Linked DNA regions of Mus musculus: regions 1 and 3 are each linked to region 2. A link is a loop called in an ENCODE intact Hi-C map of the cell type or tissue named here. Cell type or tissue: left cerebral cortex. All regions are shown on one strand.

Region 1 (8,000 bases), 53 kb after region 2:
TATCTGAGGTGTGCAAACTGAATAGAGCTCATTACACAGACAGACCACAGCTCCATAAGCAGCCATCGAAGGGTCCGTAACACTTCACCAATACTGAAATAACAGGCATGCCATGACTAATAACACTGACTCTTATGTTTGTTTCTTTTTCAAGTCAAAGTTTCCTTTATAAGCCAGGCAGTGATGACACCCGTCTTCAATCCCAGTACTTAGGAGGCAGAGGCAAACTGGTTTCTGTGAGTTCAAGGCCAGCCTGGTGTACAGAGTAAATTCCAGGACAATAAAAGCCACACAAAGAGACCCAGTCTTGAAAAACCAAAACTAAAAGAAAAATTAAAAATACTAGTTTTTAGAATGTATTAAATTTCTTAAAGACAAGAACCAGGTTGGCTTATTTTCGTGCTCAGCAATGACTGAAAGAGCTGAGAATAGCAAAATCCTCATGTTCAGAGATACTACCAAAGTTCCCACCCAGGTTCAATGTTTACCTCTCTAATCCAGGCCTAGGAGGAAGCCTAACCACTTCCTCTGAACCTCAGCAAGAGTCCCAGGCTCTCAGCTGAGCAATCACCCACTTCCTTGGCTTTCATAACGTCCAGCCTTGCCTTTTACCATTGATTCACTGCCCTAACAAACTAACTTAGCAGACTGAGGTACAGTTCTTGACAACATCTCGTATTGGCTGTGACTCTGACCTTTCAGTGCCCTCCCTGTAAAATGACGATGACAGCAACCTCCCTAGGTTGGATGGATTACATGAGATAAAAACAAAAACAAAACTCTGCACTTGCCCAGAGCACGGTCAGAAGGAGCCCTCCATAAACCCTAATTGTTATTATTTCAAGAGGAAGAAATGCCCCAAGGCTGAGGAGCAACAGTCCTGAGGATACTTGCAAAAGAGCATCATTACGCCTAGAAGCCAAACGCGGCTCTCCTAACTGGGAGCCACAATTAGGAATAATAATCATAAAATCCTAGCATGAGAATCACCAAAGCACCACCGCATAAATACTAACAGAGCCCCAAGCAGACAGACAGACACAGTCCTGGGCCTAGAAGAGGCTAGACTGCCGACTCACACCAAAATGAAAAAAAACAAAAACAAAAACAAAAAAAAAACCAAGGAAATGACAGAAACATATCCACTGTCTTAATAAATAAATAAGTAAATAAATAGAAACAGTAGTTGGCAAGTTTTTGCTAAAAAATGGGTATGCACGTGGATTCCAGACTTAACGAGTCATTTCTTCATACCAGAGAGGTGGGGCTGGGCAGGGAGGAAGGGGGTGGTGTGCGGTTTCTGCCAGATGGGAAAAGCCACATGAAGCGGAGAGACTACGGGATGTCAGGGCAGGACTCCAGACTCAGAAAAAAATAAAAATAAATAAAAATTAAATAAATTAATCCGATATTCTGTTGTTCTCTCCCCAATAACGCAACACCTCCAGGTTCGAGACAAACCACAAGGCTCTCTGCTTTTAAAATAGTCACCCCATCCCCACCCCCAACCCCGAACAAGTGTCATCTGTCTTCCGCGCCAACCCCCGACCGCGCTGGCAGGTTCGGGTTACCGGGCAGCGGTGATTTCAGAGATCTGGCACCCTGTTTCGCCCTTCTACCTTCACAGAGAATCACGCTCCAGGGGTCTGAAGGAAAACAAAAGCCCGGGGCCGAACAGCCAGGGACCGGGAACCGGGGCCCGAGCCGGGCCGGGCTGAGCCCGAGCGCCACGGGGCAAGGGCGCCCTCCATGCCGGCTCGCGGCCGGCCACCCGGCGTCCCGGGCCTGCCCGAGGAAAGCTCGCCCAGATGGCGAGCGGCGGGAGGCGTCCAGGGCAACAGGTCGAACCGGACCCGCGGCCTCTGGGAGCGACGGAGCCGTCCCCGGAACCTCCCCCTCCAAGAGCTGGGGAAGAGGACGCGGGCTCCTCCGAGAACGGCTCCCGAGGCGGCGCAGGGACAAGGAGTCCACGCTCCATCTTGAGGCGGCGGGAGGAAGGCAGGCAAGGCCCCGGGCCGCGGCTGCCAGGGCCCGGACGCGCGCGGCTCGCACGCAGCCAGCCTTCCCCGCAGCCACGCTCTCCCCGCGCCCGCCACCCTCCCGGGTGCGTCCGCGGCTCCTCGGCCGCCGTCCCGGTGCGTGGCGGGAGCTTGAGACGAGCCTTCCCTCCCGGCGTTTCCCTCCCGGATCCCCGGGCGGCGGGAAGGAGCGGAGGGAGAACGGGTGGGACGGCGAGGAAGGAGAGATGGAGATGGGGCCCGCGCTTCGCTCACCGCCTGGGACGCCGCTGGTCGCCGTCACCTGCCTCCCAGCAGCAGCAGCAGCAGCCGCCGCGGCCGCCGCCTCCCGCCTCCCCGGCTCTTCGGCTCGGGGCGGGGAAGAGAACGTGACGCGCTGCCGCCGCCGCCGCGGGGCCGGGAGAAGACGCCGCGCCGCCCCTCCCCGTGCCCGGGCCGCTGCCGCCCGCGAGCTCCCCTGCCGCCCCTTTGTCTGCCTGCTCCCCTTGCGAGCCCCTAAATCCTCCACGATAAGGAGCAAGATGCCGGGGGACGGACCGAAGGGCCTGCAGACGCGGGTGCCTTGGCATTTCAGGCTTCTCCCTGTTTCCTAGCCAAGTGTGCCCAGAATATGCAAGTCACCCCGGATGGCTACCCGTAGACTGGACCAACCGCAGCCTGCCGTTTGGGGATGGGATGGGGTGCGGTTGGAGAGTGGGGGAGCTGATTGATTTCATTGACCTCCCTTTCCCGCCTAGAGCAGGGTGATAAATCCGTTGCCCCAAGTTGGAAGGGAGATGCCCATAGGCAAGCTCAGCTTGGGATGAACGGTCTCTGCTCTCCAGGAAATCACTGAGGGGTTAAAAAAAAAAAATCCTTTGAGATGAGCCCAGGGCTGCAGCCCAGTTAGTTTAAGAAAAGCGTCTTTTATTCGCCCCAGTCGTTTGGACAGAAGCCCAGGTTAATGTCCCGTTCGGGCTCCTCCCCAAGCAGGGATCCCCTTGTCAAGCTTTTGAAAGGGACTGGAGAGGACGCTGCAACAGCCGGCTCAGGGCTGCGCTAGCAGAGGGCGGCCAGCATTTCGCTCCCATGGACCATGGCAACCCCAGAAGTTTTGCAGCTCCCGGCAGAAATCTGCAGCTGTTGGAAGCCCAGGTTTCTGCAGTGACTCAGTATTGATGGAGAAGGGGCCAAGGAGGAAATATTCTGAAGGGCGACCTCCCTTCTTGACCTTTATTTAAAACACCATTGTGTCTGGGCAAACAGGCACCTCAGAGAGCCCAAGAAGGGAACTCCACTGGAAATGCACAAAGTAAATTTCATCTGCAGACCCTCCTGTCCATTTAAGCCTTAAATCACACACACACAAAAATAATCTATTATTCCACCTGAGCCTGATATGTGAGCTCCAAGGTCAAGAGGTGAGAGTACCCTGGGAACCCAGAATTCATTCCTACTTAGGCAAGCAATACTTACCCGCTGATCTGAGTACAATTCAACTCTGTTTTTCCTCTCTTGGTTATTCCAGATGGTTTCTGTGTGTAATAGCCTTGGCTGTCCTGGAACTCTCTTTGTAGACCAGGCTGGCCTCAAACACAGAGATTTGCCTGCCTCTGCCTCCTGAGTTCCAGGACAGCCAGAGCTACACAGAGTATACATAGAACCCTGTCATAAAATTTATAATAACAAATAAATAAAATATTTAATAATAATAATAATAATAATAATAGCAGCCAGGCCTATTGGTGTGCACACTGACAATACTAGCCTTCAGGAGTGGGAGGCAGCTGAATCTCTTGAGGTTAACCTAGCCTGCTCTACATACCATCCAGGGCTATATCCTGGCGATGAGTAAAAATGTATTGGGGTGGCAGCAGCACACGCCTTTAATCCCAGCACTCAGGAGGCAGAAGCAGAGAGAGCTCTGAATATAAGACCAGCCTGGTCTCCAGAACGAATTCCAGGACACCCAGGCCTACACAGAGAAACACTGTCCTGAAAAACCAAGAAAAAAAAAGTGGAAATGATGAGAGAATGACAAACTGCTGTTTAGAATCCCAGGATGAGCTCTCAAAGAGAACCAGCCAATGACCACAAAAGCTCCATTCAGCTAACCAAGAACAGCAGTAGGCACCATCCTGCAAACTACACTCCAGGCCTTCTCAATAGACTAGGGCTCTGAGTACAGACGGCTTTACAATGTGGAGGGTGACCAAAGTCACTTATAAGGTTGCCATCACATATCTAAGATCCTGTGCCTTTTTAAAAATCCAGTAAGGCAGGATATCTGTGAAATTGGTGCTTGATGCAGTAGTTCTGATCAATGAATATCTTTTTGAGTGCACACACACAAAAAGTTGAGACCTCCTTCCACAACATCCAACACAGTGAAGTACATGGGGACACATGTTCACAGCATTCACAGCAGAAGTGGGTTGTTTGTTTGTTTGTTTGTTTGTTTACAGCAGAAGTATTTGATATAGTCAAAAATCGGGAACAGACTGAGAGTGTTAGCCCAGCATCACAGCACTGGGAAGTCAGAGGCAAGTGGATCTCTGAGATCCACATAGGTCTACCTCGTGAGTTCTACACCAGCAAGAGACCCTGTCACATAACAGCTAAGTAAATATACATGTTTTTAACACTTAGTATATTCACAGTACAGTTCCTCAAAATGTTAAACAGAGTTCCCATGTGATCCAGCATTTATACTCAGAGGTATAGTCCCAAGAGAAATTAAAACATGTGTTGCAGGGCTAGAGAAATGGCTCAGAGATTAAGAGCACTGGCTGCTTTTCCAGACTACCCAAGTTCAATTCCCAATACCCACATGGTAGCTCACACCTCTCTGTAACTCCAGTTCCAGAGTTCTGATACCCTCATACACACATACATGCAGGCAAAACAGCAATGAACATAACATTTTTTTTAAATGCTATACAACTGCCAGGGTGTGCCTGGTGGTAAGTGATAGTACACGCCTTTAATCCCAGCACTCAGGAGCCAGAGACAGGGCCAGCCTCAACTACAGATGGAGTTCCAGGACAGCCAGAACTACACAGAAAAACCCTGTCTCAAAAAAAATTATATATATATATGTATATACACACACACATATGGTGTGTGTGTGTGTGTAAAATATATAAAACAAAAACAAAAACCAAGCAAACAAACATCTTGGTAAACTGTTTGTGAGGGCAAGTGTCTGTAAATCCATCCCTTTGAAGGTGAAAATGGGAGGATTTCACATCCTAGGCTAGCCTGGGCTACATAGCAACTTCTAAATTTAGGGTAGGCGGGCTCCTCTAGTGATAACCCCATCTCAAACTAAGCAAAGTAAACATTCCTGGCAGCATTACTCATAAGAACACAAACAGAAACAGAAATGATTTTCAACTGGTGGGATGGAAGGCACGATACGAAAGTGCAATGCATTTCTACATGTTAAAAACTATTTAAACTTTTCTCTAAAGGCACCCACTTGTTTTAATGAGTATGGGCAAGACTGGGGAAATCTGTATGGGGGAAGTATGGATGTGTCAAACATAGCAGTGTCTCCTTGTGACACCAAGCTGTAGTGATAAAGGACTGGTGAACGCTGCGAAGACTGACTGGAAGATGAACAGAAGACACCCTTGTGCATTAGGTTTTACTTCCGATGAGTCTCTTAATTGATTTGAAATATAAAGCTGAAATAACAGGGTCAATGAGATGGCTCAGCAGGTAAAAAGGTGACTGCAGCCAAGCTTGGTGATGTGAATTCGATCACAGGGTCCCACATAGAGGAAGAAGTGTATGAGCTCCTACAAGTATCCTCTCGCCGGGCAATGGTGGCGCACCCCTTTAATCCCAGCACTTGGGAGGCAGAGGCAGGCAGATTTCTGAGTTCAAGGCCAGCCTGGTCTACAGAGTGAGTGCCAGGACAGCCAGGGCTATACAGAGAAACCCTGTCTATATATATATATATTGATATCTGGCCAATTGTTGATTTGTTAGCTTGAGATAGACTCCCATTTAGCCCAGGCTAGCTTGGTCCTTGTTATGTAACTAAAGAAGACCTTGAACCTCTTGATTCTCCTGCTTCTTCCTCCCAAAGGCTAGGATTATAGCTATGCACCATCAGGCCCGCTTTACTCTGTTTACTTTTTTTTTTTTTTCGACACAGGGTTTCTCTGTGTAGCCCTGGCTGTCCTGGAACTCACTTTGTAGACCAGGCTGGCCTGGAACTCAGAAATCCGCCTGCCTCTGCCTCCCGAATGCTAGGGTTAAAAGTGTGCACTACCACTGCCCTGCTTGCTTTAATTTTTAAAAAATTGTGAGTGAGCTTAGTACGTGAGTATGTGCAGGCATGTACATATGTGCAGGCCAGAAGGCAGCCTCCAAGGTCATGTCTCAGGTGCTACCTTAGCAGTCAAGACTTTTTATGTGGGTGCTGGCATGGAGCAGAAGTTCTCATACTTTCATGGTAAGCATTTTGCCATCTCTTCAGACCCTGTATTTCCATTTGTTAAATTAGCAGATGGTGGTGGTGGTGGCACACAATTTTACTCCCAGCACTTGGGAGGCAGAGGCAGCAGAACTCTGAGTTCAAGGCCAGCCTGGTCTGCAAAGAGAGTTACAGGACAACCAGGACTACACACAACAATCCTCTCTCCCCCAAACCCCCAAAAAAAAGAAAAGAAAGAAAAAAAAGAAAAAAAATTATCACTCTACTAAAGAGCATAACAGGTACCATAGGTGATGACTTCCTTCCTACCGGGCACCTCACTTAGCCCAGCAGGCCTTAAGGTCCGAGAATTCCCTTGGCATCTAGGATGAGCACCTCCACCCTCACCTCACACTTCAGGCGAAGTGTCAAAGCACAAACTGGCACCTGGAGTGAGGAAATTAATTTTAGTTTCACGGGCTCTTTTTGCAACTGTAAAGTGAGGTTTCAGGCTGCTAAAGTTAACACTCCCATCTCTGACTGTTTTAAGGAGTTTAGATTTAAAAGGGAAATAGCTTGTATTTTCATCTTCATTTGTAGTGTCGAATACTGAACTTAGGGCGTTACTAGCAGGGAAGTGGACCCATATGAATATGTGTGTGTTACAAACAACAACAACAAAACCAAACAAACCTCCGTGCTTGATGGCAAACGCCTTTAATTCCAGCACTCGGGAGGCAGAGGCAGGTGGATTTCTGAGTTAGAGGCCAGCCTGATCTACAAAGTGAGTTCCAGGACAGCCAAGGCTATACAGAGAAACCCTGTCTTGAAAAACCAAAAAAAAAAAAAAAAAAAAAAAAGGGCTGGTGAGATGGCTCAGCAGGTAAGAGCACCTGACTGCTCTTCCTAAGGTCCGGAGTTCAAATCCCAGCAACCATATGGTGGCTCACAACCATCCGTAACGAGATCTGACGCCCTTTTCTGGAGTGTCTGAAGACAGCTACAGTGTACTTACATATAATAAATTAAAAAAAAAAAAAGAGCATACAAAGAAGTCTTAGGACCCAACAAATAAAAAGACTAGCTCTTAAAAAAAAAAAAAAAAAAAAAAAACCAAAAAAACAAAAAAATGAATAGGAGACTGTTTGGAATATTCTAAACCTTAGTTTCTAAAACCCCAAAAGCTAAATAGGAATCTTAAAGAATCTATTTCCTACCCTGATGTGTCGTCCTCCCCAGTCCCTACCCTGCTATTATCTGTCAGTATATTCTGTAAACAGTGATTCATAACTCACTTCTGTTCTATAACATAAAAGTCCATATAGCCGGGCAGTGGTGGCGCACGCCTTTAATCCCAGCACTCGGGAGGCAGAGGCAGGCGGATTTCTGAGTTCGAGGCCAGCCTGGTCTACAGAGTGAGTTCCAGGACAGCCAGGGCTACACAGAGAAACCCTGTCTCCAAAAACCAACCAACCAACCAAACAAACAAACAAAAAACCCAAAACCAAACAAACAAAAAGTCCATATAGCGTTTCCCACAAGTTGTCCTCTGACCTCTATATATGCCCTACATATGG
Region 2 (8,000 bases):
TTTCTTCTTTGTCAATAGAACAGCTTCTTCCACAAAAGCCGTTCATCATCAGTCCCAGAGCCTCCACTGGGGGCAGGACTGGGGAAGAGTATCTTGGGGAACTGAGGCTGACATTTGACAGGGCTGGATAACAGGAAATGTGGACGCTTTAGTTTCCTAATCCTTGACAAACAACACACTTGTCTAGTCTCCCAACTCCCCAAACAACACACAAAAAGGAACAGCCCCAGGAGGGGAGGCATGTCTGTTGTAATCCCAGTACTTGGAAGACCAAAATACGAGGACCACTGAGAACTCAAGGCCAGCGTAGGCTATAAAGCCAACTCTAGGCCAACCTGGGCTACAAAGTGAGACCCTGTATTAAACAAACAAACAAACAAACAAATAACAAAAATAAAGCCCACAAGGGACAGGGACATAGTGAGACATGTTGTAATCTCAGCGCTTGAGAGGAAAAGTCAAAAGGACCAGGAACTTAAGGGCAGCTTGGGGTACACAGTGAGACCCAGCCTCAGTTTTCTTGCCACCTCCAGAAAGCAAAGGTTAGATGGTATGGTGGTTGGAATGAGCATGGCCCCACAGGATCATATATATTGACTACCTAATCCCCAGTTGGTGAAACTTTGAAAGGGATTAGGAAGTGGCCTTGTTAGAGGTGGTATATGATAGATGGGGGGTGGGGGCACGCTTTGAGGTTTCAAAGTCTCTCATTCAACCCATGCTCACGGAGCTCGTGCTCCAGCACCACCTCTGCCTACCTGCTGCCAAGCTCCTGCCAGGGTGATCATGGGACTCACACCCTCTGAACTACAACTTCCGGATAAGCTCCTCCCTCTATAAGTAGTCTTGGTCGCGTCTTATCACAATGGGATTCTTCATTGTGGCATAAAAGTACGGTAACAATGCAAATAGCTCTGGGCTCCTGGCCTAACTTGGTGAGAGCACTACTTAGCACAGCATGCTGACTCCTACAGCAGTTAAGAAGCTCTCCAGAGCTCATGTTCTACTTTAATACAGAAATAACCCTATAAGCCAGGGAATGATGCGGGCAGAAAGGGAATAAATAAACTTACAGTGTGGTTTTTGTTTTGGTTGATTGTTTCTGTTTTGTTTTGACAGGGTCTCTTTATGTAGTCCAGGCTGGCCTGGAACTGGACTGGCAAACTTCCTGCCTTATCATTCTAAGTATTTATTATATGCATGTACTACCAGGCCCAGCCTGAGCGTGTGTCTGTGTGTCTGTGTGTCTGTCTCCCTTCTTCCCTCCCTCCTCCTCAGCCCCCCCCCCCTTAAACCTTACATCACTGTTTTAGGAAGTCAGCTCTATTTTAAACAGAGAGTATAAGCTTAAATAGGAGTTTACATCATGGCCAGGAGATAAAGTAGCAGATAAAGTTTCCAAATAATAGGAAACTAAAATTCACACGGCTGGCCATTACTTGCTCTGCTCTCCTCGGAAGAAGCCACACTTGAGAGCCTCAGAGAGTATTCTACTCGAGTGGATGCACCACACAGCTCACGTTAGATCAGGCGTTTTGGAGATGAATGACTTCAACTTAAAAGTAACAAACAATGAAAATAACAAATGAAAAAGGGGGAAAAAAAGGATGGGAGATACCAATACAAACCTTGCTACTTTCAGCGTTCCTTTCAGTCTCTAAGTTTTTAATCTGCTTTTCAGCTCCCTCAAGCTGCTGTCTAAGTGTCTCGAGCTCCAGTTTACCTTCGGAATTGGCTTTCCGAAGCGCATCAAGATCCAAGAGCTTTTCTTTGACAGCACTGAGCTGCGATGTAAAATTACCAATGACCTCGCTTTGTTCAGTGTACTTGGCCTGCAGAACCTCTAGCTCCTTTACCTTAATCTCCGCCTCCTGCAGTTTGTTTAGCGTGTCCTCCATTTCCACTAGGTGCTGGTCTTCTGCACTGTCCAGTCTCGCTTTGACGGCCTCCAGGCTGTCCTCCTTCTCTTTAATGATCTTCATCAGCTTGGCCTGCATGGTCTCCATCTCTTTAGCATGAGCAGACCGCTCAGAGTCCTGTTTACTCTGTAAACTTTCTATTTCGTGCTGGTAATCTAGTCTCAGTCTCTCTATCTGTGTCTTTAACTCAGCAAATTCAGCGGAGTCCGTTCCAATGCCTTTGCTAAAGGACACCTTCAGCTCCTCCATTGCCTGCTGGTGGGATGCTATGGCGGTCTCCAGTTTGGACTTCCATAGAGCTATCACATCGGAGTTCTCCTTATTAGCGTGGTCGAGCTTGCTTCTCAGGGACTCGTTCTCTTTGGAAAGCTTCTCAGTGGCCGTGTGCAGAGCCTTGATCTCCTTCTGAAACGCCTCCTCTCGAGCTCCGAAGTGTTCCTTCAAAGAAGTCATCTCGCCCTGGTGGTCAGTATGGATGGCTTCTAGCTTTTCTTGCAAAGCACTTATTTCTTGCAAAAGGGAGAGAGACATATCCACATCCCCAGGAGGTTTACTGGACTCTAGCCTTCTTCGGAGCTCAGCTACTTCCTGTGCTCTCAATGCTAGGTCCTTTTCTAGTTCCATTATTCGGGACTTTTCTGAGACGGTAGCCACCTATTAACAGCGGTCATAAGAGACAGAGAGCACTGATGATTTTCCTTATTTACCAAACACCCAGAGTCAAGCAGAGCCCGCCTATCACATGTAAGGGTGAACGTCTCGGGCTCGCACAGGGAGATAATGGCTTAAGCTCAATTCCGGAAACTCTACTGCATAATTACTATAATCGTCAACAAACTCCTACCGTGCTGAAGTCTCACGTGGATATTGAGTTTATCTCACTCCAACAATATCTGTCTCAACTCTAAGGAAGCTTAAACTGGAAGTTCTCATTAACTGATAAGAAGTTAACAGAGACAGTAGCTTCCAAATAAGAGATTCAGTAATCTGCCTGCCTCCTGGAAGCAAGACTGCTCATTTGGTCAGTTTGTTCTGTTGCCTTTACCCAGACTGCTTTCAGGAGCGCTTTAGGTGCTACTCCACCTGAGGAGCGATTCAAGCCCACTGTGCACACAGTCATTAGCCACAGGTGTCTCATCTAAAGCAAGCCGTGCCATGAGACACAAATCAGGATTTGAAAACTCAGAGAGAGGGCTGGAGAGATGGCTCAGCGGTTAAGAGCACTGACTCCTCTTCCAGAGGTCCTGAGTTCAATTTCCAGCAACCACGTGGTGGCTCACAACCACTGTAATGGGATCTGATGCCCTCTTCTGGTGTGTGTGAAAACAGCTACAGGGCACTCATATAAATGTAATAAATAAATCTTAAAAAAAGAAAAAAGAAAACTCAGAGAGAAACAGACATAAAATATCTTAAGATTTTCATAGTCATTGTATGATAAAATAACATTTTAAACAGACTGGGTTTTATATACTATTCAAATTAATTTCACCAGTAACTTTTCATGTAGTTATCAATCAGAAACTTAAGATTCTGTTTATGTGGCTTGCACTCTACATCTGAGAGATAGCAGATATACAAGGTCTGAAATTCCCCATGTTTCAGTGAGCAATGTATTGACTGTAGACTAAAACACCCCGTTGGATAAGGGAGAAAATGTACTGACTTTGTAGCTGTCACTAAAACTTCACTTACCTGTAGTAGTTATACATTAGCCTCCCGCACACAGACCCCTTTGTGGCTTTTTTAATTGTGTCTGCACTCTGATGTTTGCATCTTGTTTCCCTAACCCAGTGGTTCTCAGCATGAGTGCACACACGAGAAGAATGTACATCTAAGCTGCACACTTGCTACCTCCACATACTTTGATCCTATCTGAGCTCTGGGGTTTTAAAAAATAAATACTCCAGAGTTAGGGGAAAAAATACTTCGTCATCTTGTGCCTTTTCATCCTACAAACATTTTTTTTTCTACTGCTATTTCCTAGGCTCTCAGTTTGGAACAAAAAATATGTGGAAAGTGGTATCTAAGGACATAAAGATCATTTAACTAACCTGGGAAGTAGAAGGGAATACAAGCAGTTTTAAAATACCAGTGGTCCCAGATTTCAAGAACCAGCCTCTTCCTACTTTCAGATTCCTGCCCACATTGGATAGGGACAGAAAACACAGGACAAGTGTCCTCTGCTTCCTATGTTTGCCCCGGCATGTTGTGATGCTCAGCAATATAAATGTCCAAGAGGAAAGAAGGAGGGAGGCACCACACAGTCACTAGCTATTATGGAACTGACTACAGCTGTGGGCCTTTGCAGTTATATAAATGTCTCAGATTAAACACGTTAATTCATTTATATTCCGGTCTCTAGGGAGGAGAGGTCCATCAATTTCTTACAACTAATATATAAAACATCAATGAAGCCCTTTGCCACAAGATCATAGCATAAATAAACCAAAGTCTACCGGTAGGTCCGTTCCCGGTCACAATGGAACTGTCAAATTCAGAGAACACCAAGTAAAAAGCAATAGGGTGGTGGCTCTCTGTGTGGCATTCTGACACTTCTATTTGAAATTTCCCAGCATTTGCCCTCAGTCACAATTCTCCTGCCGGTTTATGGCCATAAAAGCCAGCAACTGCTTCTTATTCGTGCTCGGATTTCTACCGCCCCAGGTGAGCTGGGTATAAGGAGGCTAGGGAGGAATTCTAAAATGCCTCCTGAAAAGGACTGCAGGTGATGGGAGAAGCCGGTGGACCACTGGTTCTTTTCACATGTGGCAAAGTAGGAGTGAGGGCCAACAGAAGACATTGTTTGTTACAGATGGCTGTAAACTCTAATTCGAAATGGCTCTAAAGGGATACCTTAGTACAAAACCAGAAAACATTGCATCTGTTTGCTGTCTAAGACATGGGAGAAGAATTCAGAAGTAAAAAAAATGTGTATTCCCTTACTTCAGTTATATCAAGGGCCTCTGTCTCCTAAGTCCTTTGGATTTCCCAGAGCAAGTCTTTCGCACCAAAGTAGTACCTACTCTTTTCTCCATCTTTCTTTTTTTTCTTTTTTCTTTTTCTTACCAAATACATGTTCATTTCTGAGGCCAAGTGGAACCGTTTTCTTTTTGCTTTTGTTTTTTTCAGGCAGGGTAATTCTCCTGTCTCGGCCTCCCAGGGGCTAGGATTACAGGTATGAGCCACTATGCCCAGCTTTATTTATTGACTCATTTATTCTTTGATTTGAAGACCTGCTTGTCTGTGCATAGGTTTGTGTGGCTGTATATATGTGAATATGTCCACAAGTACACATATTAGCCAGATGACAACCTCAAGTGACTTTCCTTGGGCTCTTTCGTGTGTTTTTGAAACATGGTCTCTCACTGGCTTCAAGTTTACCAAGTAGACAGGCCTGGCTAGCTGGCCAGAAAGCTTCAGGAAGCCTGTCTCTGCTTCCCCAGGGCTGGCATTACAAGCATGAACCGCAATGTCCGGCCTTTTTAAACATGGATTCCGAGGACTAACCCCAGGTCCTCGGGCTTGCAAAGCAGACCCCTGACAAGTGCGCTCTCTCGCTACCCTTTCCTCTTCATTAGAAAACTAAGGGATGTGACTGAGAAAAGGGAGGTTATTCATTGTCTAGATTTTTACATCAGTGATTTCACACCAGAAGAAATTTCTACAAATACTATTGATTCCAAAGAAAAGTCAGGGTAACAAATTTGATCAGATAGATGCAAAGTAATTTTTGACATTTTAAAGGCCAATCATGGTCAAACATGATTTTACAGGTACATATATGAATATACATATGTATATTTATTATTTTTTACATGTGAGTGATTCTGATTATTTCTTTTAACACAAATCAAAAGATTCCTATAGTAATTATGAGGACAGAATCTGGAGCCAAATGACCTAAAAGGCACTTCTGGCTCCTCTATTATTATATTATTAGCTGTGAAACCTTAAACTTTCTGCAAAAGTCGACAGAAAAGGCAATAATAATACAATCTACTTCCAAGGATGATGAAAAAGTTGAATAATATTTACAAAGCACGTAGAATGAGTGACATGGCAACTCGATAGGTGCTTTAATATATAAACAATTACAAGAGGGCCGAAGCCCTGGCCCCAAAAGAAGTCATTCTTTCCCCCACACATCTGACCTTCCTAATCGCTGAGATTTTAATCTAGTGTCAGAAAGGAAGGAGATGTAAGTTCAGCCATTGAGGGGAGAAGTGAGTGGAGAAAAAGAAAAAGATAATAGGGGTCAAAGTTCAATTCTCATTTAAAAAAAAAAATGAGCTAATGTTTCCATTTCTTTTTCCCAGCAAGCCAGGGCAAAGGCAGGAAAAAGCATAAATTATTTAGAAAACCCAGTAACTAGGAATAGGAGAACTGAAGGACAACTCAAGTCCTGCTGTAGAGACCCATGGAGTTTATATGGTAGAAGGCTTCTGATCTTGATTTCGGGTAAGTTTACTTTTGACAAAATGCTTTACAACCTGCTCATCACTCTATGCTCCCCAATACCTGAGCAGTACTGAGACCAAACTCAGGCTGAACCACTGGGTCAAGGCTCAGACTGACAGCAGGCCAGTCGCCTGTCGCCCGACGTGTCCACCACTCACACTCGTGACGCTGCTTCAGGAAATAGTGAAAGCCATTACCCTAGTGTCTTCTAACTCCCTCTGGAGTTTGTCAGCTTTGGTCTTTTCAAAGAGCAGGCTCTGTTCAAGCTCCTTAGTGCGGGCATGCTCCAGTTTGGTCTGCGTCTGTTAGTAAAAGGGAAGAGGAGAAGAACACACAGTGCCACCATCACATGCCAGCACGAGAGGAGAGGAGAGAGAGAGAGAGCGGCATGCAGGCCGAGCCACCAGTATTTTCTGCCATGGGACAAACAGAAAGAGTAACAAGGAGAAAGAGGATGGAGCTGCCAGGGACGGAGGGAGTGAGGGCGGGCACTATGAACAGAGGAGGGAGGCAGGAGCAGGGCAGGAGCTAGTCTGTTGAGAAAGAAAAACATGGAGGACACATGAGGCAGGATGAAGTTTCAGATGCATGCAGCCAAAGATATGTTATCTTGATAAGTGAAGTTTATCAGCACAAATTAGCATAGTTAATACCCCCCCTAACTATCATCTCCCCTCCCCCACAATGGCTACTTGACACTAAAGTGTATGTCGCTGACTCAGGGACTTCACAAGGCTGCTTGGCCCTCAGAAAGATCATCACCCTTTCACGATGGATGGGGAAGACGATGCCACAGTCTTCAAGCACTCAGGAGGCCCTCAGAGCAGACTGCTGGGCCTGGCAAATAATGTGTAATAAAAGCCGGCTGGTGAGAGCACTGAGTGCTCTTCCAAAGGTCCTGAGTTCAAATCCCAGCAACCACATGGTGGCTCACAACCATCCGTAACAAAAATCTGTTGCCATCTTCTGGAGTGTCTGAAGACAGCTACAGTGTATACATATGTAATAAATAAATAAATCTAAAAAAAAAAAAAGAAAAAAAAGAATCTGGGCTGCCTATGGTGGCTTTAGCCTACAGTGGCTTAAGCCTATAATCCCAGTGCTTTTGAGCCTGAGGTAGGAGGATTGCGGCAAATATTTGGCTAGCCTGGGCTAACACAGTGAGTTTGAGGGCTGAGCTATAGGATAAGACCGTGTCTCAGAAAATAATTATATATAAATGAACAAATAAAACAGGCTCTAGAAGCCAGTGCCAAGGCACCCAGCAGTGGTGTCTGCAGAAGTGGGTGATGCTTTCTGGTGAGGTTCTCTACAGCAGAGCAAGGCCACAGAAACTAACTTCCTCCCAACTGGGAATTCTCAAAGGCTTAACTCTCTGTGGAGGAGAGGGGAGGGTTTGAGATTACAAAGCCAGTGTTTAGTAAAGATCTCCCTCTGAAACAAGCCAATTAAGGAGATCAGACAAGAGGACAGTTAAACTCCAGATATAAGGGACTTGTTTTTATTCTTAAATGAATTTGTTCTTTACCAGCTCATAAGGTAAGAAAGGATGGCAACACAATTATGCTGAGAGAACTGCTGGGATCTCAGGGCGAGTGGGACCTGGAAACCACACCATTG
Region 3 (8,000 bases), 300 kb after region 2:
GGTAGATAGAATTTAATACTGCCCAGGACTGCTCCTATTTTTCTACCAGCCTTTTTTGAGAGGTTTGAAAACTAGCCCATCTCCAAGATTTGGCAGTAGAGGTGAGGGAAGGTGGGTAATGGTGTGAAGGTTTGTTCAAAGCCTTCAGGTGTTAGATTTAAATTGTTGAGATGGCATACCTATAATACTGCCACGTGGGAAGCTGAGACAGGAAGGCTCGATGCATCTGGGCTTAGATATATAAAGGCCTGGTTCTCTGTTTCTAGTCTTTCTACTATAAAGAGCTTAATTAAGCATGATGCTTGGAAGTAATATGTTCCTGGATTTTCTTCTTTTTTTTTTTTAAACATGGTCTTTCTTTTGTGGCACTGGATATCCTGAACTCACTGTTAGACCACACTCTCCTGTAATCCAGAGATCCTTCTGCCTCTGCCTTCTGAGTGTTGGGATTAAAGGTGTGAGTTACCATACCCAGCCATTTGGTCTTACTGTGTGGTGGAATAGTGTGGAGGATGCTGCTGTTTTATGTACTGAGACTATATGACCTAGAAAATATATGTTATGAGGCTGGAGAGATGGCTCAGCGGTTAAGAGCACTGACTGCTCTTCCAGAGGTCCTGAGTTCAAATCCCAGCAACCACATGGTGACTCATAACCATCTGCAATGGGATCTGATGCCCTCTTCTGGTGTGTCTTAAGACGGCTTCAGTGTACTCCTACATAATAAACAAACAAACATTTAAAATAATTCATGTTAAGCCCTCTTGCCTGTGGGAGTTTTAGTTACTCCTGGTGGGGCGGGAGGAGGTCATTAATACCATCTGTTAAATGGATTTAAAATGTAGATGAAATTTCAAAATGAAGAAATACCTTTGTTTACGATTCCAATTATGCTCTCGCCCTTTCTTTTTCTAAAACAAACAAACAAACTGAAACAGAAATTGATCTCAAAGAAGCACAAAGATTTTTTGCTCAAAAATTCTCGTGCGGTGCCTCAGTGACAGGGGAGGACGAGATCATCATTCAGGGAGACTTCACAGATGACATCATTGACGTCATTCAGGAAAAGTGGCCAGAGGTGAGTGCACAGGCGGCGTGTGCCCATGGATGCAGGTTCTTAAAGCAAGTCATTTCCTTTCTTTCTTAGTTTTGGCCACAATTCATGAAGTTCTTTCACCTGTGTCTTCTAGGTGGATGACGACAGCATTGAAGACCTTGGAGAAGTGAAGAAGTGATCCTGAAGTCATGTGTTTCTAACTGTGACCTGAGAGCTGACACGGCCAGCAGAGGAGAGGCCTTTCAGAATATATACATATGTACATTTGTGTGTATATATACCCTACAGTAAAGCTGTCGACTCCTCGTCCTCGGCGTCCTCACTGTTCCGTACAAGGCTGCTTGCTTGCTTGGTTGGTTGGTTTGGTTTGTTTTTTTTTAAATTGCCAAAGTCTGAAAAGTGAGAGAGAGAGAGAGACTGTCATGCTTATGCATGACTCTGAATTTAGTCAAATAAAACATTTTGGTCATTTGGTACTGATTTTTTTTTTTCTCTTTTTTAACTTTTCATTTTTAGAAAAACACTCTAGATTGTCCCTCCACTCAGTGCTGTCAGTGAACCCAGGGCCTCGTGCATGCTGGGCAAGCACTGGCACTTCTCTGTGGGAAGTTTCTGTTGGTTAGCTTACGGGTAGAGAGCTGAGCAAACTTCACAGAAGAATTTGTCTTTCATTTCCTTACTATAAGTGTGTCTCCTTGGTTGGTGAGACTCTAATGGACTTTTAGTTGGATTAGTTCCTTCATTAGCAAAAGTCCACTTTGTCACAGGGTGGGTAGGTTTGCTCAAGCTGTTTGGAGATTACTTGGTACAGTGTGTTAAACGCCTTAGAACCCTGTGCACTGTTTGACCCAGTAAACCACTTCAACACTATCATAAGCTAAGGGCAAGTCCTGATACAACTCATGGATGAGGGTGCCAGGCAATGTTACAATGTTGGAGCTTATAAATAGTACAGACTGGGTACAGAAATGGTGCAGCCTGTGGTAGGATACTATATATTTGAAAATGCCTTTTCCAAGAATATTAGGAACCTGTTTGGTGATGTTGACTAAGACTGCAAATTTGTTTTAGACATTTATTCTTCCTGTTGGGAGTGACAGATGCTCAGCAGAGCCAGGAACTCTTACTCTGCCTATTTACCGTGGGGTAAAATTCTAACCAGTTAAAAACAGCTTCTATCTGTTTTCAGTCTATAGTTTGGGAAATAGCAATTAAACTATCATACTGAGAAACTAGTCATTTTAATGAATCGGGTGAACTTAAGTTTTGAAAATCAGGTGTTAACATGTGAAAGTCTTTTATCTTTTAAATGCCTTAAGTGTGGGAATATATGTAGCTGGGCAGAAGTGCTTACCTACCATGCTTGTAGCGTCACAAACACAAGTTGTTAAAGATTCCTTCAAGAATGTAGAGTCCACGAAATCATTATGTGAAAACATCCTTCCTTGAATGAAAGGATGCTTTTTTTGTTTGCTTTAAAGTCTTAGAATAAAATGTGTAATAAAGATGTGAAGTTAAGGGCTACAGAGATGGCTCAGAGGTTAAGAGCACTGACTGCTCTTCCAGAGGACCTGAGTTCAATTTCCAGCAACCACATGGTGGCTCACAACCATCTGTAATGAGATCTGGTGCCCTCTTCTGACATGCAGATATATATGCAGAACACTGTATATAATAAATAAATATTAAAAAAAAATAAGAGTGAAGTTAAAAATGAAATTCTTCGCTAACTGAATTTGGCTAAGTGGGGACATTTGGCAAATCAAGTGCACCAGTCATGGCTATCCAGTGTGTATTCTGGTGGTGGTTTCTTGGTGCTGTAAGAGTCCTGGTATAGGTACTACACCCTCGGTGTTCATGGAAGACAGGTCAGTGTCCACAGACTGTGCCCCCTTTGGGTACGATGCCAACAGAAGCTAGAAGAACCTGTAGGGGCCCCTGAAGCTGGAGTTAAAGGTGGCTGTGAGCTGCCTGCCCATTTGCATGCTGGGAATGGCACTTAGCACTGTTAACCACTGAGACCATCTCTCCAGACCTGAAACAGTTCTTGAAAAATGCATTTTCAACCCTTATCCTTATCATCAGCAGGTGTTACTGCTAGAAAGTAGTCTAAAATTGCCCTTATTGATAATGTGACTTTTTTCCTTTCACTTGAAATTTAACCTTCCCCCTAGTTTTAAAGGTTGATTTTAATTCTAATTGTCATAATCTTGTTTTGTTTTGGGTTTGGGTTGTCTTAGAGCTTGCTCTGTAGACCAGGCTGGCCTTGAACTAGGACCTCTGACTCCGGAGATTTAAGGATTTAAGGTGTGATCAACACCTGGCTAGTTTTTTAATCTTTTTGCTTTTTCATTTGCTACTTTTTAGTTTTTCGAGACAGGGTTTCTCTGTGTAGCCCTTGCTGTCCTGGAACTCACTCTGTAGATACCAGGCTGGCCTTGAACTCAGAAATCCGCCTGCCTCTGCTTTCTGAGTGCCGGGATTAAAGGTGTGCGCCACTCATTTGCTACATTTTTATTAGGTCTGTAGCATGTGGTAAAGAGTTTGCATCCTGATGGTGACAGAGATTCGATCCCTAGCACACATATAATTTTAAGTTCATTTATTTTGGTGTGAGTGTGTGTTGGTGTGCAGAGATAAAACAACTTTGAATTCTCTCCTTCCACTGTGGAATCCTAGGATAATTCTCAGGTGGTCAGGCCTGGGTGGAAATAGCTCTTAGGGTCCAGGGTTATTCTGCTTGCCCCCACCCCCTTCTGACTCCCTAACAACCATAAAACGAAAGGCCGAAATCCTAGAGCCTGGGAAGAGGATGGCTGGATAGCCCTTCTGGCATAAGTGGTGGACCTGCCTCAAAGGTGATGATGGAAGGCCTCTGGAGGGAGACTCTGGAAGTTGCACTGATGCGGGAATGCACAAACATGGAAATAATGAGACCCAGAATTCCCGTAGGTCTCCGTCGTTTCTCCGCGGGATCCAGCAGTATTATGGTAAATGTGGCTGGAGAGATGGCTCAGTGGTTAAGAGCACTCACTGCTCTTCTGAAGGTCCTGAGTTCAATTCCCAGCAACCACGTGGTGGCTCACAACCATCCGTAATGAGATCTGACGCCCTCTTCTGGGGCGTCTGGAGACAGCTACAGTGTACTTACATATAGTAAATATATTATATATATTAATGATATAATTACTAAAATATCTTTTTAAAAAATAATAACATGTCACGGTTCTCATCACTACTAAGAGCAGATCGATGATCGATTGACTGGCAGACCCTCTGTCTCCAATGATCTTGGTTCAGACCAGTGCTGAGAGCCCGGCCCGGTTCTTCAGACTAAACATCCACAGGGAGGGACCCAGGATCACTGGGACCTAGAAACGGCTTTTAATTCACTTCGTCTTTCCCGCTGCGACGCTCTGGGAACCTTAGAGGGGCCGAAGGCTTCCGGCGTGGGAATGAATATAGGTTCACGTTCTTGATCCGCGAGCGAGCACAGGCGCAAGTCTCGCGAGAGCATCACTCCTGCGCAACGTCCGAGTGCGGCCCGCCGGCTGGCCCGGCGGTTTGAGTGCGCATGCGCGCATGCGTAGCTCTGAGGGCGCGCCGTCCTGGGCTGTGGCTTTGCCCCCGCCGCTGCGGCCGTGCGCCTATGGCGTCTCGGAGGTGACCCGCTGCTGGCACCAACTCTCTCTGGGGGCGGGGGAGTCATCCATGAACCCTTCGGCGACCTTATACCGGCGCCAGGTGAGCGCCGCCGCCCCGGGACAGGGCGCCGAGAGGCCGGCCCTAGCTGGGACCCAGCGACGAGGCACGAGCACCGGAGCGCTGCTGTTGAACGTTGGCAGGGACATTGCCCTCCCTCGCTTATTTAACAGTAGCCTAGCGAGTGGACCGACTTCTTCCTTCCCATTGACAGTCTCGAAAGTGAATTTGCCCAAGGATTGCACTTAACGTATCAGTGTAGGGTGACACGAACACTTTTTGTATGATGGGTTTATTACCTGGTTACCTCCACTGAGCCCCGTCCCCCCCTCCCCCCGCTGCCACCCCTAATAGACTGGAATCCAGGTACTGTGACTTGGAATTCCAAGTTCTTTTGTGTGTGTATTTAGGTACTAGTAACTGAAAGTCATTATAAGTCTTTTTCAAAGTACTGTCCGAAATCATATACATGACTGCCCTATGAACTTGTCGTGCCCTCCACGCCCTGGGTAGACCATGCTGGCATCGCTCTGAACTCCCCCTGCCTCCTGAGTTCTGAGAATATCCGTGTGAGCCGTCATATCCCAACGTTAAATATCTTTAACTTGGGGGCTACGCTTAGCTTGGTGGTAGAGTTGTCTTGCACGCATGGGGCGAGTTCAGTCCCCACCTTTCCTACACAAAAACAGAACATAATTCTGTACCGTATGGTTTGGTTTGGTTTTTGGTTTTTCAAGACAGGGTTTCTCTGTATAGCCCTGGCTGTCCTGGAACTCACTCTGTAGACCAGGCTGGCCTCGAACTCAGAAATCCGACACCTGCCTCTGCCTCCCAAGTGCTGGGATTAAAGGCATGTGCCACCACGCCCGGCTGGCATCTGAGTTCTGTGAGTTCAAGGCCAGTTTGCAAAACTGACAGGGCTGCATAGCAAGGCCCTGTCTAACTGTAACTAATAATAATAATGATAGCTAATGCTGAGTGATTACTATACTCCAGGCACTTATGACGACTATAGGTCTGTAATTCCAGCTATTGTGGAGTCTGGAAATTTCAAGGACTCAGAGTGAGCCCCTGGGCAAGGCAATTTAGTGAGACTAAGTCTCAAAAGGTTATTTCCATAAAAGGCTGTGGAGGTTAGAGAGATGGTTTGATGGTTGGTTAAGAGAACCGTTTGCTCTTCCAAAAGACCTAGGTTTGATTCCCAGGGCCCCCCTATTGTTACTCATTAATGTCAGCAGTTCTGATAGCAACTTCCAACCTCCACAGGCACTGAGCCTGCAAGATACACAGATGAACACGCAGTAAAGCACTCATACACAGAAGTAACAATAATTAACAAATGCTGTAGATATTGCTCAGTGATAGGGCATTTGTCTAAGAGTACTGCCGTTACCCTTTTACGGGTAAAGACTGAGAGTGGGAGATGCCAGGTAACCTCATTAAGGTTATATAACCATGATGTGGCCAACTCCAGATTCAGGTTGATAGGACGTGACATACATTGGACTTTAAAACGGTTAGTCACAACCAGATGCTGGTGGTACACGTCTTTAATCCCAGCCCTTGGGAGACAAAGGCAGGCGGATGTCTTGAGTTCAAGGCCAGCCTGGTCAACAGAACAAGTTCTAGAGCAGCCAGGGCTCTACAGAGAAGTTCTTTCAAAAACACAACAACAACATAGTGATAATAATAACCAAGAAAGATTATAGGTAATTTTTGTCTTGTAAGCACCACCATGCCTGGCCTATTGTTTAAATTATGTGTGTGTATGTGTGTGTGGGTGTGTGTGTGTGGGGGGTGTATATGACATGTAATGTAGACGTAGCACATGCGTACATGCAGAAGTCTGAGCACAGCTTTGGGAAGCTGGTAACTTCTTTCCCTCCAACTGTTACCTGGGTTCCGGGCATTGACTCGTATTGCCAGGCTGTAAGGCAAGCACTTTTATATACTGAACCCTCCCACCCTTTCTTAAGATTTATTTTTTTCTTTTATATATGTGTGTGTGTGTTTTGCCTGTACGTTTGTCTGTACCCCATGTGTGTGCCTGGTGCTCAAGGAGGCCAAAAGAGCATCAGATCCCCTGGAACTAGAGTTTTGAGCTGCTATGTGGGGACTAAGAATCAAACCTATGTCCTCTGGATCCCCTTTGCCCTGTTTTTAATTATATATGTTGTGTATGACAAGCAACAATATTAAATTTCCAGGCTGGAGAGATGACTCAGAGGTTAAGAGTGCTGCTCTTCCAGAGGTCCTGAGTTCAATTCCCAGCAACCACATGGTGGCTCAGAACCATCTGTAATGAGATCTAGTGCCCTCTTCTGGCCTGCAGGCATACATGCAAGCAGAACTCTGTATACATAATTAATAAATAAATCTTGAAAAAAAATACTAAATTGCCCTTGATAGATTGAATGTATTTCAGTAATGTATGTGTTAATATTTAGAGTTTAGTTTGTTTGTTTGTTTATATTTTTTGTTGTTGCTGCTGCCACAGGGTCCAACTGTAATTCTGGCTGGCTCGGAACTTGATGTATAGACTAGACTGACCTTGAACTCATAGAGATCCACCTACCTCCAACCTCTGTAGTGCTGGGACTAAAGAGTTGTACCACCACATCTAGCTTAATTTTCTTATAGATTAAAATTCCTATTCTTTGATAAGAATTGACTATAATATTGTTAAAAAAAAACACAATTATTTCATGTTTATCTTTCCTTGGTTTCCCCAAAATTTCTAGGCCAAGGATTGGGAATATAACTCGGAAGTTAGATCCCATGCTCATTAATGCCGGTTTGAGCTCTAGCACCACACACACACACACACACACACACACACACACACACACACAAAGGCAGCAGGAGGTGTGTGCGCAGGAGCGCACTTTTCTGCATGCGCGCATGCGTGTGTGCTGGAGTACACAGAAGGGCAGAGCATTGCTGACCAGAACAGGAACACTGACAGTGACGGGCGGGGAAGGCAGAAGCTGAGTGAGTGGGTTTAGCCAGAGGCTTTGGAAGTCCTCTGACTCTCTAAGGACTGTGTACTGTACGATGGAAGATGAGAGAGGCAGACCGTGCGACAGGCTTGAACTTGCTTTAAACAGAAGTAACTTGATATATTGTCCTTAAAAGAGGGTGAAATTAAATTTTACAGTTCAGAGATGGCCACAGAATAACTGTTTGGAAAGTATATTGTGGCTGATGTGTGGTGTTGGGTTTATCTGCATTCAAAACCACC

What was found. A loop is a pair of places that touch in the nucleus more often than their neighbours do. Peaks named below come from ENCODE experiments on the same cell type or tissue, not always from the same donor. Only the 100,000 strongest peaks of a DNase experiment are listed, where the experiment ranks them.
Region 1: it touches region 2 in a loop (2.0-fold over the local background); 23 of 42 quality-filtered maps call a loop at or near these places.
Region 3: it touches region 2 in a loop (3-fold over the local background); 5 of 42 quality-filtered maps call a loop at or near these places.

The regions. Positions count from the first base shown.
Region 1 is chr5:123,681,979-123,689,978 of GRCm38, forward strand. Clip1 (CAP-GLY domain containing linker protein 1) reads right to left here and starts at 2,383. Exons shown (of 24, transcript NM_019765.5): 1 at 2,274-2,383. In left cerebral cortex, a CTCF peak has its summit at 3,031; DNase peaks (open chromatin) are centred at 1,371, 2,030, 2,534, 2,853 and 1 more place; H3K4me3 peaks cover 2,934 bases; H3K27ac peaks cover 3,043 bases.
Region 2 is chr5:123,628,597-123,636,596 of GRCm38, forward strand. Clip1 (CAP-GLY domain containing linker protein 1) reads right to left here. Exons shown (of 24, transcript NM_019765.5): 9 at 1,629-2,573. Among named protein-coding and RNA genes, the nearest start is that of Clip1, 52 kb to the right of the region's middle. In left cerebral cortex, CTCF peaks have their summits at 80 and 3,237 (motif pointing left); no DNase peak of the experiment used is centred here.
Region 3 is chr5:123,926,060-123,934,059 of GRCm38, forward strand. It overlaps Denr (density-regulated protein), which reads left to right. Exons shown (of 8, transcript NM_026603.4): 7 at 939-1,078; 8 at 1,191-2,773. The coding sequence ends at 1,235. It overlaps Ccdc62 (coiled-coil domain containing 62), which reads left to right and starts at 4,630. Exons shown (of 13, transcript NM_001134767.1): 1 at 4,630-4,801. The coding sequence starts at 4,640. In left cerebral cortex, CTCF peaks have their summits at 686 (motif pointing left), 4,178 (motif pointing left), 4,392 and 7,072 (motif pointing left); a DNase peak (open chromatin) is centred at 4,602; H3K4me3 peaks cover 1,356 bases; H3K27ac peaks cover 962 bases.